Regions from separate parts of the Mus musculus genome. Here region 1 is linked to region 2. A link is a contact called in ENCODE Hi-C or POLR2A ChIA-PET data. All regions are on one chromosome and are shown on one strand. Each heading gives the region's core, a stretch centred on a gene start or an enhancer-like site at or near the end of the contact. The rest is flanking DNA. Distances are from core to core; before and after follow the strand shown.

The links. Hi-C counts contacts between places; a loop is a spot of excess contacts on that map. ChIA-PET counts read pairs that join two places held with the same protein, here RNA polymerase II (POLR2A).
Region 1: a map of regulatory T cell shows a loop between it and region 2 (7-fold over the local background). The contact joins two enhancer-like sites. A Hi-C loop is called at or near these places in 1 of 37 maps with a recorded cell type or tissue (regulatory T cell). POLR2A ChIA-PET finds 5 or more read pairs at or near these places in 1 of 5 experiments (embryonic stem cell).

The regions. Positions count from the first base shown.
Region 1 is chr12:8,438,273-8,441,786 of GRCm38, reverse strand. No RefSeq gene overlaps it. Among named protein-coding and RNA genes, the nearest start is that of Gm51967, 8.9 kb to the left of the region's middle. Within about 2 kb of position 1,319, at least 1 of the 3 ENCODE cell types and tissues checked has a DNase peak (open chromatin) inside an H3K27ac peak, as active enhancers do.
Region 2 is chr12:5,667,821-5,671,084 of GRCm38, reverse strand. The region is part of intron 2 of Gm32398 (a long non-coding RNA gene); the gene reads right to left. Among named protein-coding and RNA genes, the nearest start is that of Gm32398, 71 kb to the right of the region's middle. Within about 2 kb of position 1,849, at least 1 of the 3 ENCODE cell types and tissues checked has a DNase peak (open chromatin) inside an H3K27ac peak, as active enhancers do.

The sequences.
Region 1 (3,514 bases), core at 70-2,569, 2.8 Mb before region 2:
GAGGAACTTATTAAAGGGTTGCAGCAATTGGAAGGCTGAGGACCACTGCTATAGAATAATAAGAGTTATCAGGCTCTTCTTAGACTGTGCCAAAGACACAAATTTCTCAGCGATTGACATTTCCTTATCAACCAATCAGTATTGCAGCTAAGGCAACAGGAAGTTCAGTGAGTCACACAAGGACACTTTGCTAGGAAATGGTAATACTTGGATCCAAACCCACCCTTGGGCTTCTGGCGAGGGCTTGCCATGCTGAGGTAGGGGTACTGGGGTGAGGGTCATGGATAGCCTTCTCCCAGTGACCATGCACACTGGTGTTTACCAACCCCACTGTACCCTTGGGGAAACTGAGGCTGGTGCAGGGGCTTCATATCCACCCATAGTCACACAGCTAAGCAGTGTCGATAGGTTTCCAGGGAGGCTCTGGCATTTCTCTGTTGCCCACTGGCCTCCTGTTACTGGAGTTCATGTCACCACGAGCTTTGCCACTATCTATCTCCTTCCGTAGCCTTCTGGAAAGGCCCTGAAGATTTCTCTTTCCTCCAAGGTCCTGAGTGCAGAACTGTTAGAAAGCAGGGAAAACACGGCAGAAGTACCAGCTCTGCTGAGATGGCTCAACACTGGACGGGGAAAGCTTTGCTCCCTGCATCCCTCCGCAGAACAGCCCAGAGTGGCCTGGGGCTAGGATTTGGATTGCAACCCTGGCCTCACCTGGGGACAATTTGGCCTGAGCAGCTTGAGCTAAGACTTCCAAGGTCACATCGAAGCCTGAATCCACAGGACTAGTAATCCTACTCTGGCAATGTTCCTGAGGTAAAGGCGAGGCAGGAAGCACTCACAGCCCTTCCCTGAGGCTGCTAGAACCTCCATGGTCTTGTTTCTTCCACTCTGACTCCAAGAAACACCCAGGTTTGATGGTGGTCTCTCAAATTATGTCCCAACAAATAAGGCATTGTTATATCAGGGGTTCTGCAGTCAATGAGTGAGAAACATGCCCCTAAGGAGCCTCACCCCATGTCAGCATTGGCTGGGAGAAGCTCCATTCTAAAGGCCCAGGTTTAGTTTCGCTTCACCCAGTATCGCCCATATTTGCTCACCCATAGAATGTCCTGGAAAGTTTTCTGTAGAGTAGAGGGCATGTGCAGAAAACCTGGCCTCTTCTGTTCTGCTCCCTCCAGACTGCAGCCAAGGTCTGAGGCAAACCACTGTGGTCACCGAGGGCCCCATACCTTCCTGCTACCTCTGCCTCCCACAGTGTGGTTTGCAAAGCTCCAAGCAGACAGCAGGCTCTGAATTAGCCTATTCACTGGGCAGCTTCTGCTGGCCTTTCTGTCTGAACCCCAGAAACAGAGAAAGAGGCAGCTGTGCTTGGGAGGAGCAGTGGCCTGGTGGAGGCCTGAGAGAGGGGGTCCCATCTGCCAACAGAATCAGGAGTGTGAGAAGGGACACTAGGAACCAGGTGTCTGAGAAGGCTTCTTGGAGGAGGTGGCTGAGGAGCTAGGCCTTGAGGACTTGATGGAATCGGATGGGGTCAGGGCTGGCTGCAGATAGCCTGGTCTGGTAGCCTGAGGACCATGTATGTATGTATGGGGAAAGGTAGAGAGGGCACTTAGTCTTTTCTGTGATGCAGACTCTAAGCCCGTAACTGCATAACGATGTAGTCCACTGGGGAGAGCAAATGCCTTCTAGGTAGACAGCCAGGCCTCCAGGGGGCAAGGAGGATGACACACATCCTGTCTGCTCTCAGACTCTCTGGGGTCATCTCTTTGGATCTTACACATCCCAAATAGCTCACTGTAGTATTCCTAACAGCCATGTGGCCTTTCATACTTGAAGAGGGTCTTTTGTGTGCCCTCCTTACACACCAGGGACAGCTTAACCCCTGCACACTGGAGCCTGTCCTTGACTGACATAGCTCTGGTGAAAACAAAAGGTGACATATGAGTATAGAAACTTTTCATTCTCCACTTCCTCCCCTTTTTCAATCAACAAACACTTACCAAGGGCTTGTCTGTTCCCGGCGCTATGCTAGATTCTGGGAACCCAGAATGCCTTATCTCACAGAGAACATTACAAGTGTGAGTCTCAGCAAGGCATCAGTCTTGCCATCTGCCCAATGAAGACTCCAGATGTCATGAATAAGATGCCCGTGAGGAGGAGGTTGCTGGATCATGGGGTGAAACCTTGTGTTTTCCAGTGTTCTCACTGAGGAGTGGCAAAGCACCATGGAGTCCCTGGGACAGTCCCCCTGTTGGGGTACCTCTTGGGGGCGAGAATGCACACACAGGTGTAAAAGGCTGCCAGTCAGAGGAAGAGCTGTCCACAGGCACCGTGGTACTAACCACTAGATTCTGCAGCTGCCCCAGAAAACTGCAGGGCACAGTGGAACTGAACAGGATCCAGATCATAAAGTATTGATTCAGCCATGTGGAGGGTCTGAACTGTACTGGAGTGCTCTTAGAGGAAAGGGACATAATTCAGTTTGTGTCACTAGGACACACTCTGGTGTTTTTTTTGGGGGGGGGTGGGGGGGGCGGGACCTTGTGTAGCCCAGGATGGCTCCAAACTTTTTTGTTTGTTTGTTTTTGTTTTTTTCCAAGACAGGTTTCTCTGTGTAACCATTGCTGCCCTTGAACTTGCTCTGTAGACCAGGCTGGCCTTGAACTCACAGAGGTCCTCCTGCTTCTCACTCCCAGGTGCCAGGATTAAAGGTGTACACAACACCATGGCACAGAGCCTTCAAACTTAACATGCAGCCAGGGTGCTTTGAGCTTCTGATTCTCCTGCTTCCACAACTCGGGTGTTTGGATTACAGGCATGTACTGCCATGCTCGGTTTTATGTGGTGCTGGGGAGTAAACCCAGAGCTTCGTGAGCCATCCATGCAAACTGTCTACCTTCTGATCCATGCCCCTGTAGCTAGAGTATGGAGGACAGCCAGGCAGGCATAGGCAGAATAGCAAGGATTCCTGGCTGGGGCCCAGCACAGCCGGGGACCATTTGCCTTCATGAGATGGGGACAGTCACTGATGTGGATCAAGGCTGTGGGTTATCTCCAGAACAAGTTCTCAACAGAGTCTTATGTGCTGGGTGAGGGGCCTGCATGGAGATCTCTGCCATCCTGCTCCTGTGTTATGTTGCTTTATGTTCTGGAAACAGAGAGAGAGAGAGAGAGAGAGAGAGAGAGAGAGAGAGAGAGAGAGAGAGAGAGAGGTATGTCCAGGGCATGTCCCAGGATACATGCCAGTTGAAGAGAGTTATTTGTTCCTTTTATTTCTGAGTCGTGGGGACAAGGAGGGATGGATGGCCTCTTTCCTGAAGGACCGGGATGTGCTCCAGGGAATCCCAGCCTTTGGAGTCACCTCTGTACCTCCCAGGTCCTGCCTATTCTACCAATCAGCCCAAGAGTCTTCATGCTGGGGGAGAAAGCCTCTATCTCCCTTGCCTCTCTAGAATAAGGGGGATACTCCTAAAAGGTAGAATTGCTGACCCTAGGGGGACAGCGAGCCCTAGAT
Region 2 (3,264 bases), core at 600-3,099:
AACAGGATGATATCTAAGGTAGGAAGTGTTATCCCATCCCACTAGGAAGCTTATTAAGCTTGGGAAGTAAATAACTCTGAATAGTTTTAGGACGTCACTGAAGCTAACTATATACACTAGGTCCCTCCTCCACAAGCAAACAGAAGCAGTTAGGATTACTGATAGTCAGGTAATCTGAGCCTAGGAGAGGCTGAAAACAATTGAACTACCTGGAAGAATAGTTCACACATGCTGAGCTACCTGAAGATTGTACAATGCACTCCATGGTTCCTCCTTTTAAGGATTCTCACCCATACTGGGGAGGAGGATTTGGTGACAGAGCTGTCTTTGAATCATTTTTGCTCCCGCAAGTAATCCTTCACCCACAGTTCTGTACATAACCCCAGTAAAACTCAAGTTGGACTTTGGTGGTATCTGTGCTTTGGCTGGTCCTCAGTTCCCTATCTGCAATGAGTAGATATGTGTTCCTATCTCTCTAGCAATAGTGTTGCACAACATGAGGATACTTCAGACTTAAGATATTACAAAGCTTAGCATTCACTTAATTTCCCTGTCTGTAAAATGAGAGAAAAGGTTCACACTACATTCTGGTGATCATCTTCCTTAGGTTGTGAGATGTCTGCTGCTCTTTACCCTCACTAAACAGGAGGTAAGATGATAAAATGAGAAACAGAATCTTTCCCTTTTCACTAGCAGTGACACACAAGTATTAAGCTAGTAGATGACAATGATGGGTAATTCAGACTGATGTACAAAAGCAGATTTCCCAAAGTGTATGATTATGTTTCTAATTGTACTGAAAATGAAAGTACAGGTATGCAGTGGATGGCAATCAACCCAGTCCCACACTGTCACTGTGCAATAGCACCAAGATGAGTCCCATAGATCAGTCTATTTACTAGTGATGCAATGGGTCATACGACTCCACCACTGCCAGCTTAAGAGATAGGAATGTTTGCAGGAATAGAATGAACAATCTGCAGTGAACAGGATCGAGGTTCCCCCAAAGACTATACATCCAGATGGACATAGCATGTCACTGGAGAAATGGAATCATTGGAGAGAGGAAGAGACGAGACAAAGAAGCAGAGTTAATGACAGCCAGTCTTGTTTGCTGAAGCAGTTATCTCAGACCAGTTTGCCATTTGACCCCATGTATTTTTTAAAGCCTGCAGTTAAGGAGCATTTATTAAAGTGTTTCCAAGTTGTCCTCTGAAAGAAGAGATCCTGACAGGCCACTCAGTATACTGCAAAGGTGGGTTAAATGCTATTATCCCTGCATCAATGATGGGGAGACAATATATAATGGATTGCTTTAATTTCCTGGAGACACGCTGAGAATTCATTCTTGTGGGAAGTGAAGATCTGAGAGGAGACAGAACCAAAAGTCAGACGACAAGATCCCCTGCCAAGACTGCCAGCCTCTAAGAGGGGAGGAAGGACGAGCCCCAAACCTTGGAGAGCCAAGTTCTGCACTGTAGACTTCACCCACCTTTGAGGACAACAGATGAAAATGTCCAGGAAATGCACATGTGGTGTAGGAGCAGAATAATTCAGATTCTAATTTAGTTCATGGGCCTGCTTTCTTACACTGACAAACCTTTCTTAAAAATAAATAAATAAAAAATAAAATAAATAAAAATAAAAATGCTTTTCTGATGAGAGTCAAATGGCTGAGGCCAAAAACTCTGTGAGATTGGTCTGCCCTCAGCACACTAATAACGTTCCTTAGCAACTCCCCCTCCACTCTTAGGGGGGGATAACATCTCTCTCTGCCAGGGGAGTAGAGACCAGAGACCAGGATAACCCATGGCCAGGGCTGGAACTCAGCCATGGAGTCTGATTAACTGATGGTGACTAGCATAGTGACTAGCAGAGTGACAAGCAGGACACAGGCATCCAGTGCCAGGGCAGCACTGACCTGTGTGGGGAAATGCAGGGAATTCAGTGAGAGACTCAAGCTGAGCCACCACCATGTCTCAGTGTCTCTTCACTCCTCGTGACTCTAGTAATTGATGGTAGGAGGTGAAATGTGAAGGGTCACTGTAGTCTCCCATGATCAGTGTGGCATGACCTTTGATCTGCATGTCTATTTTCCAACACAGCCATCAAAATAGAGCCATGGAAGCCACCTCTCCCTTCCCCGTCCCAACCAGGCTTATAGGTGTGCGAATGGCCAGGAGAGGTTAAGTCAATGAAGAAAAGAATTGGCTTTTCTGAGCTGGTTTTTTATTTTCTTATTTGTAAACTTGGAGCTCTGCTTCAGGGTTTTCAGAATTGGGTGGAAAGAAATGAAAATGTGAACTTTGTTTATCCATCGATGTTTTGATTTATTACACATTGACAGCTTGCCAGCTCCAGCCCTTTGTGAGTTTGCGTCACTCCTTTTAGCAATGAACTCTAAAGCTGGAAGAGACCAGCGTCTCCACCAACCTCATTTTCCAGAGGAAAATACTGAACCCTTGTGAACTTTGAGCTCACTGGTGGTTTCCTGACAGATCAAAAGCATGCATCCAAGTATTTCCACTGCTACCACTAATTGCTGGACCAGATGCTTCAAAACTGGACTTGGATGGTCTTGGTTTGAGAAAGGGATATGCGAGAATCAATTTGCCAATATTCTCATTCTTGGAGGAAATGATATCTATCCTAAGCCAAAACATACTGGTAAACTCTCTAATTTAGTCATATGATGTCTCACTTTACATGATAAATGTTTCTAAAAAGTTGCACACAAATCAAATTTTTGTAAATTGAATTACTTTTTTTTAAAAGCACAAGATAGATTGCTTAGTAAAGGAACCCTGGGCTGAAAATGAGAAATATTTCTCCAATTTAAATAATAACTACCTCCATAATTTATCTCTTCTGTAAATTCATAATTTAATATTCCTTGGTTTTGTTTAGCATCACTTGTTTAAAACAAGAACGATCTATATTTATGTAGCTAGTGTCACTGGGAAGTTTGCAGTGCGTTAATAATAGCTAATTCATTTCTTACACATGGCCCTGAGAACTAATAAGAGAGCAGGACTCCCATTTGGCAGATGAGCAAAGTCAAGGCAAAAAAGGGCGTACATTCAAGGTGCTGGGGGTAAATCAGTGGCATAGCTAAATATCTTTATGTTCTTACTGTTTAATCCAGTGTGATAGGGTATGTTAGGCAACCATTGTGTCCAAAGGAGATATTCTCCATCAATCATAAACAAGAACTCCAAAGAAACTTCTAAACTACTTCAATCTCTTGTGCTTCAGTAATCTAGG